2 separate regions of the Mus musculus genome follow, and region 1 is linked to region 2. The links are chromatin loops, found by intact Hi-C in ENCODE. Cell type or tissue: heart. All regions are shown on one strand. Each heading gives the region's core, and the rest is flanking DNA. Links, peaks and the distances in the headings are about the cores only. Region 1 overlaps Plcb1 (phospholipase C, beta 1). Region 2 overlaps Plcb1 (phospholipase C, beta 1).

Region 1 (4,402 bases), core at 285-4,284, 110 kb after region 2:
AAATGTGAAAAAACCTTGAATTTTTCAGGAAATATTTTTCACTCTTACTTTCAATGTGTCCTAAATATACCAGCTTTGTAATCTCTGCCCAATGGAGAACCCATAACAAAATAGTTATTTTCCAAATGAAAAATGTAAAGTAGTTCAAAGTGAGATAGTATGCATCTTGAATGCATGCAGGTATACTCTGCAAGCTCAGCCATGCCACTCTATTTACAGGGCAAAGTTTGTTCATCTGTGGCTCTTGGCAAGTGAGCCAAGGAGTGGTTTGGTATATAGTATGTACTCAGAAGAATGGAAGAGAGGCTAGAATGTTGGCTTTCCCAACAATCCTGCTTTACTCTTGAACTCTGTCCGTGCTGCAATATAGAAGTGTGGGCTAATGTTCCAGAAGGTGAGCTAGGCTGAAAGAGACACCACCTCAGCAGAGTTCCTGCGCAGCCAGCATCCAGCTGATGTGGAAGATGACAGCTTAGCCTGATTACCCATCAGCAGAACGGCTCCCAAATGCAGAACTCAGATTGCAACAGGCTGAATGGGAACCTAAACTGAAGTTTGTCTCAGGTCACGAAATATTGGAGCAAAGCAAGCACCTCCCCCCTCCCCCTTATACAAAGGTGAGTCGCCACTATATGCCACATGTCCCTGATTACTGGCCAGAAAGTTTTCTATAATCTCCTTATTTCTTGGAACTGGAGTCTCTCTAAGAAGACAGATCTTTGACAGCTTTATTTTATCTCTGGATTCTAAGCTCTTAGGGGTTCAGTGAAGACTAGTGAGGTCAGCAAATGAATCTAAGATTTTACACGCCATTCTAAAGTTAAACACAAACAAATGCAAATATCAACCCTTGGCTGTTTAGTTGATGACTGGAACTGATTGTTTTCTTAGCTTTATTAGTGTCCTAAAAGATAAACTGTGAGTGACCAAAAAACCAAAAGATCGTTGCAAAGTCATTATTATATTATATACTAAAAGAGGTGAGAAACTTGGGTACTTGTGAATAAAGATTATCTACTAGGTTAGCAAATTAATGCAGCGATTAAAAATAACACTCCCTTTAATAAGCAAGGCTAAATTTCTGTTGCTAATGAGCTCCTCAAATGGCTATTCATTAAGTGAACTGAAAATATAATGAGTTCAAATATTTTTCTATACTTGGCTTATTTATTCAAAACATATTTTGTACCTTTACCAACAAAAATATCTCATAAACTTACTGGGTACTTGTTTTGTTTTCTGTCATCCGAATGGATGATCCCAGCAACCATTGGTTACTCAAAATGTGCTTTGATCTGCATAAAATAATCTAAAGCTTTGGTCCAGCAGCCACATCCAATTTATTTTATGATCAAATGCATGGGTAACTCATCTATAATTAATTGGCTTGTAACTGGTGTCAACAGCCTTCACAAACTAAAGAATATTTATCTTGTTTTGTATAAAATGACAAAAGAGAGATGGGTAAATTAGATAGCAATTTTCTCCTCAAAACATATTTAATAATTGCTGGCAGAACTGTAAGCAAAGCATTATCTTTTGAATTACTTTCCAAAATTAATTTTAGACAGACTGTATTTACTGAGATTCTCATATATCATTTTATAGTTCAATAACAAATATCAAACAGATATTTCAAATGCTCAACAATGCATTTAATGACTTTTAACATTTTAAACGTTTTGCTGTTGGCGTGTATGGGCTGCAGTTAAAACACAAATAAAATGCAAATTTATTTTTTATTTTAAGTTTTAATGTGTTTCTGTTCATAAAATTCATGAGCCTAAGCAAAAATGTTGTATTTTCATTTCATTCCTAAGCAATTAAATTCATTAGCATGTTTATGATACAGTTATATTTTTAGCTTCCTTAGTCACATATATATTATATACGTGGCATTTGATGTTATTACAGGAGGCATTTAAGACTGTATGCCAACATCTAATATCATCAGTCAGTCAATACCTCAGACTCAGCATACAGACCCAAGATCAACTAGCTTTTATTTATTTGTGTCCCTGTCTTTCTAGGTCAGTTTTCTACTTGCAAAATGAGCATACTGCCTCATAGGTAACCTTCAGCAATATTATAAAGGCAAACATGACATTTCCCAAGTATATATAGGTAAGGTACTAGATACACTACTGCACAAAAGATTAGATTGTGCATGTGTGTATGTGCACACACACACACACACGTGTGTGTGTGTGTGTGTGTGTGTGTGTGTGTGTGTGCATACAGACAACTTGCTATGTGTATACTGTGTACTATCACAGTCTCTCCCTGGCTGGATTTCTAATTATGCCAATAGAAGGTGATGATTAATACTGTCCTGAGGGCTGGGACTGTAGCTCTGTGGTAGAACGTACACTAACCATGCCTGAAGCTCTGAGTTCTGTCTCGAGCACAAGAAAAACAACTAAGCAAGCAGGAAAACAAATAAATAAATAAAAGGGGTGAGAAAATGCTCTTAGCATACCTCTTGCCAAAAAATATCTGCAGATGAAATCTGCCTCCACAGTGGCCTGTTGACTATTACTAGTTTGCCTGGATGGCTCTATCTTTCTTAAGAGTTCCAGGCGTAGGAGATGAGAACACTGCTCACTGTTGTCATTTCAAGGGAAAATAGAAATAGATCACCCCGCATTCTCAGAGAATAAGTTTTCCTTGAATACTTTAGATCTGGGATATACTTTTGCCACCCTCTGAATAACAAGTCTTTCATTTAGCTTTCTCAGGGTCTCGTTGACTATGTATTGTGTGAAGCAATAATGCCGCACACTGGAAGTTAAAGACAAAAACATGACATAGTCCCCTCTGTTACTGACTCTATCCCTTTAAGAAAAGGGAAGAAAGCGTGACAAACTGAAAGATACTATCTTTGTGTGATAAACGTTTTGAACAAAGCAAGCCTGGTGAATGTGGGAGAAGGATCTACAGAAGTTGCAATAGAGTGCTCACAGACGCTGTGTGTGGAGATGACTCTTTCCCTGAGCTCGGAAGATGTGTAAACGTAAGGCAGAGACTAACAAATGCAGAAGACATTCAAACCAGAAAGAGGTAGAGAAGGGAGACCTTGAGGAAGAAGGTGGATAAGAGGCCTAGAAACAGGAAGTCTAAGTATGAAGGCCAGCACAGGTAATAAGGGTAGACCCGGAGTTAATGAACACACCAGTCCTTTCCCAAATGGAAGTCAGAATGCGAAGCTTATGAGATGTCCTCAAACACCCAAGGTAGAGCTACCACACTACAAGAAGGACAGACAGAAGGGAAAGAAGAGGAGGAGCCTTAGAGTCTTCATTAACTCCAGTCTCACCTTTTTTTTTTTTTTTTTTAATACTTGCTTCTAAAACCAACTTGCAGTCAGCAACCCTGCTAAGGCTGTGGTGTTAGCGTTGCTCAAATTGTTTCTCAGAAACTTAGAGCTGCTTTTGTGTCTCTCAAATCGGTTAAAACCATAGGCCCTCGGGCACCTGTCCAGATGTTCATCAGGTAGCCATCTGAATCAGAGGGCCCCCAAGGCTCCCTCAGAGCTTGTCAGAGCTGCCACTCTCTAAGTGAATGGCCTATGAGGCACCGAGGTTGATGCTTCCCCCTGCAACATGAACTTCTGTCCTTTTGAGAAGAATGGCATTGCTGCTGCTCTGACACCACTGAAAGCAATTCAAGAGCTGGAGAAAATTAACAGAAGTAAAACACATGTTTCACATTGTCTGTGTAATTTTATTATTAAAACTATATATTATCACAAACTAATAAGATCAATTATGCCTCACTGTAATACAATCAATATGTTGGCGTTACAAATAGTAACTTTTTCTTTACAGAAATTAAGGCAGCAAATTTTCACACTCAAATCTATATCGAGGTGAGAAAAATCTACCTCTGTTTAGCTTTAATCATATCATACATTCTAAGACAGATATTTTTAGGTCCTGGCTTCTGTCTGCGTTCTCTTGTGGGCCAAGGGATATTCATCATTTCCCTTTACTTCTTCAGTCTAAAACTGTAACCTGCTGCATCACTCTTCATCATGAATGGTGTAGGAGGAAGTGGAATCAACAAAAACAAGCATTTCCTGCTTACATTGTTTAACTTTATATCATGTTCCTTTTTATATATATATATAGAAACTACCCAATTCTGAAACACAATTGTGTCAAATATTTCCATAAAACATTCTTTTATGCAAACTTACAAAAGACCTATTTGAACAGTTTATTGCAAGAATTCCATTTGGGAGATGTAGCTGCCAATGCAAACTGCATAAAAGGCATGACTCACACAGCCAAACAAGCTCCGTGCAAATCAGGACTACTTCAAAAGCCTTAAGGCTGGAACGCTAGGAAAGTCAACAGAAAGGAAATGAACTTGCTTGCTTTTTCATTATCAAGCTGAGAAG
Region 2 (4,402 bases), core at 238-4,237:
TTTTCTTGGCCTAACGACAGCGGTGATTTGAAGGGAGAGGCTGCCAGGTGTGATGCAGCCATCATTTGTAACCAAGACAATTGTCTCTATGGCTTTTAATTCTCAAGTCTCTATAGCTGTTAAGATACGGTGTCTATTTCATCCCATAGTGGAGTGATCTCCACACTTTCCGTCTCATTCCAATGTCCTTCCTCACAGATGGAAATGATTGAGCCTAGTCTACATCACCTTTGGGACATGGATTGCTATAATACAAATCCCAGAAAGCAAGCCCTTGTCCAGGAGACAGCATCAACTTTATTATACTCATCTACTTGTTATGGGAATGAATGCAAGGGAGCAGAGGGAGGACAAAGATTGGAAGAAAACTGTACTTTCGGTTCAATAACCTATAATTTATTTCAGTAGGAAATACTTTAAAGGGCATTTAACTTCTGCTTATGTTAAAAAAAAAGAGAGAAGATACTACCAGGTTTATTTCAGAAGCAGTATTTGAACATTGATGAATCTACACTGATATATCTCAAAACATTTTTAGGACTAAGAGTTCCAAATTGCACAGGCCAGGAAACTAATTGTTGCAGTCCTCTTATTATGGTAACATAAATATTGAAGTTAGTCAAATACTAGAAACTGCAATTAAAACTTTGTTTGGAACCCAAATAATTACCTCTAATATTTCTATTTTTGTACTCTTGAGAGTTTGTGTGTTTATTCAGAAAATATTTGAGCTGCTGCCTGGGCATGTGACTAGGTCAGTGGACTCACATTTGCTTTGTTTTGTTGTTATTGTCGTTGCTTTTTTATAAAATGAATTTGTAAAACTATTTATGAAATGCATTAGTGTTTTTCTTAAAAAAAGATTTATTTATATTTTGTGTATGAGTCCACTGTAGCTGTCTACAGACATCCCAGAAGAGGGCGTCAGATACTATTAAAGATGGTTACGAGCCACTATGTGGTTGCTGGGAATTGAATTCAGGACCTCTGTTCCAGCTCAAAAATCCTTTGTTCACACTGTGACTATTCCACTACATTTTAGTGACCAAAAAATAAAAAAAGAAAACCAAAAAACCAAAACAAACAAACAAAAAAAACTGACTAATACCAGCAAGCCGAGGGAATTATTGTTCCAGATGCTGTTGCAATTGCTGATCCAGAGACCATGCTGAGAATCACTTAAGTTTAAATGTAAACTCAGCTGGGTTGACAAGCCCTGATTGTCTTGGGCTCCATCATCTGCAAGGAAAGTGAGGGGCCGGAGGAGCCAGCTGATCATGCTAAACCTCACCAGCTGGAAATTACCTACAAAGCTGTTTGAAGTTCATCCCACAGCCTCCCTTCAGGCAAAGTGCAAATGCTAACCTGAATTTGGAACAGAGCCACTTTGAAAACCTTAAACACAGGGCTTAGCCATAGATTTAGACGGATGCATAGGAAAGCAAGGCGTTTGGTTCCTGAACTATTTGTGATGCCTGGATCTGTGTTTGGTGAATTGAGTCAATGAGTTATCAAGAATAAGACAAAGGAAGAGAAACTCAAGAGCATTACTAAGTTGACAGATGCGAGGATGGGCCACACACTGCTAGAGTGGGCTGGTCTGTAACCCAGTGTGAGTCTTGTGTTTCACAGACCACAGGCCTTTCATTGTCTGTCCTTTTGGGAGCTCTTAATAGACTATAAATGCTGACGTTACAGAAACAACATAGTATTTGAATACTGAATGTATACACTTGGGACTCTTTCAATGTAGAAAGAAAGATACTCTGAAAACAAGGAGACCAGGAGTTTCCCTTGACATCCTGTCTGGGGAACTTCATGTCGCCTTGGGAAGGAAGATCTGGAACCTTCCTGGCTAAGACAGCGGCTTTGAACCACGCCCCCAAATGTCATCAGCGCCAGAAGTTAAGCCAGGAAGCTAAGCACACAAGTTCTCTGCATTGCCACTGACAGAAAGGAGCAATTAAAAGCAAAATTCTCAATACTCTTTACCAGCTCGGCTTGCCCTTTAAGTGATGGGAACTTTTCTGTTCCTATTCTTTGACCTGAGAACAATCCCCAGTTAGCATTCTGGAGAACTGATTGGCTTTCAGTTTGAATCTGTAACCTCTGGTTAATCATCATGTATTACACAGTTTGTGGATGAAATATATTTGGGCAGGGATAGATAAGTCTATTCATGATAATTCAACGCTGACATTCAGGGTCTAATTCAATTTTCAGAAGTGATGATCTCCATGGCATTTCAGCAAGCCCGTTTTAATTAATATCGCGACACCTCTTTAAATACCATTTTGTATTCTATACACCTGCTTTAAATCAAGGCAGTCTAAGGACTATCACACAAACCTCTATTCTGGGAATGGCAAGAGCCAACCTTTCTTTTGTTTGATTTTGAAAAAATAACCTGGTATCAAATGCTCTCCTTTGTAGATATATTTTTTATGGGTAGTAGACAATTATACCTTATTTACCAGGATCAAGTTTTTCAAATTTGCCTCAATAAATTACTTATGTGAGGTAGACAAGGTAGTGCCCTGTTTCCACTGTGTGAAGTGACATTGGATGAACCTCAGGTATCTGAACTGTGGGAGTCACCCAGGCCTACAGCATGAGGGGTTGATGGTAATGGAGGTGCTGGATGGGACGTGGACTAGCAATGGGACAGATGACCTTACAGAAGAAAGCTTCTCTTCACCACATTTCCAGAGCATGCTCTGTTGGGAGAGAAGAAGCTTCGGAGTGATTTTAATATCAACCAAAGTGTAAAATCTCTTCCACAACCATGTGTCTTGATGGGCACCAAAACAGTCTGCTCAGGGGCATTGTAGATAGAGATGAACCACTTAGGCGAGTCAGGTTTGGTTCCAGAGCAGACATGTCCATGCAGTCAGGTTCTGCTTTTCTATTCCCAAATTTACATAAGGGTTCAGATGCACACACTTCAGGCTTACAGCTCTAAACAGTAATCACTACCTCTGAGAACAAAGGACATGGGCAGTAAGTGTTAGCTTTTGACATTGCTATTACTGGAGAATAAACCCAGGACCTAGTGCATGCTAGGCAAGTGCTCCTTCACTGAGCTACATCACTGTTAACATTTGTAACTCTGGTGCACACTTACATATTGGACATTGCAATGATAAAAACAAAGAGCCCCATTGCCTCTCCTTTTCTTTTGTTCATTTGGTATGGTTTTAGATTATTTTTGGTCTCATCAAGTCTTTTCTTTCTTCCTTGTATTTGGCATAGTCGTTTTAATTGCTCTTAAAAAAATCCTTGTCTTTAGGGTTGTGTCTGAGAGGTTTATATTAGCCTTGAAAGATGATCCACAGACACATCTTTATTCTTGAATAAAAATTCACAGATGCCTCTTTTAAAAAGTTCCCGTGTGCTCTTACATGCATTATAAAATGTAAGAGCAACCTTTAAGACAATTCAAAGGTTAATACAATAATGTGTTCCTTTACGGAATGCCCTTTTAAGCTCCTAATTTGGGAGAGTAACTGTCATCTAAGAATGAATCAGATACGTGCTTAATGTCTGATGGAGGCAAGATGCACTTAGCAAAATGGTTTGTTTCTAAAGGCAGTGATTTATCTGCTGTGCTATTTATACAGCGTATTTAAGGCACTGAGCTCACACCGATATGCTGTCTAAAGAGTGCCATTGCTTTGCTTCCTAAAAGAGATACTGAAGGATTCCTGCAATTCACATCTGCAAAGGGCTCTTACAAGAGCTGGACAATCTACTGTGCCCTCAGAACTCTGCTCTCAGAATGCTGGAACTGAGCCAGAAGACATGTAGCATCAGATCCCCAGAGCTCAGAAGGAATCTAGGTATCTCACCTTAGGCTTATTCAGAACCATGGTGGTCCCCAGAGGGCTTGTGTGTACAGGACTGTCTGGAAAGCCCTGATGTAGGCCTTGGTGTGGAGTGTGGTGGGTGGAACAGCTTGGGAAAACCAGAAACCAGATTTCTGAGTTCAAGCCAGAATGATTTCAGGGCCACCTCTCAGCATTTTCTTGAAGAATTAGTTGCTCACTGAAGCCATGTTTTCAGTCAGTGCTGGCAAACACCAAACCGAGGCAAGGGCACGTATTCTCTGAAATGACCTGGACTGAGCTTGAATGCCTAGCCTGGGCTCTGAGGGCAGTATGTCTCATTTTCTTCAGAGCGAAAGAACCTTCTTAAGACAGCCAGGAAGCCATGTGAAACTTCTCAAAATTCCTCAATGCAAAATAATTACATGACTTTAGTCTTCCACACTCTCCCAAAAGTAAGCCCCCAAACTAAACCTCAATCAGACTCACCATGTTTTCAGGAGGAACAATGTGCTATGTTCATTGGATCATATTAAAACTGAAGAAAGTATACTCTTCAGTTAGTGGCACAAACCTCT

What was found. Hi-C counts contacts between places; a loop is a spot of excess contacts. Peaks named below come from ENCODE experiments on the same cell type or tissue, not always from the same donor. Only the 100,000 strongest peaks of a DNase experiment are listed, where the experiment ranks them.
Region 1: it touches region 2 in a loop (2.0-fold over the local background); 2 of 42 quality-filtered maps call a loop at or near these places.

Annotation. Positions count from the first base shown.
Region 1 is chr2:135,092,893-135,097,294 of GRCm38, reverse strand. The region is part of intron 3 of Plcb1 (phospholipase C, beta 1); the gene reads right to left. Among named protein-coding and RNA genes, the nearest start is that of 4930545L23Rik, 120 kb to the left of the region's middle. In heart, for the core only: no CTCF peak of the experiment used is centred there; no DNase peak of the experiment used is centred there.
Region 2 is chr2:135,201,793-135,206,194 of GRCm38, reverse strand. All of the region lies in intron 3 of Plcb1 (phospholipase C, beta 1), which reads right to left. The region is part of intron 2 of 4930545L23Rik (RIKEN cDNA 4930545L23 gene); the gene reads left to right. Among named protein-coding and RNA genes, the nearest start is that of 4930545L23Rik, 12 kb to the left of the region's middle. In heart, for the core only: no CTCF peak of the experiment used is centred there; a DNase peak (open chromatin) is centred at 1,864; H3K27ac peaks cover 275 bases.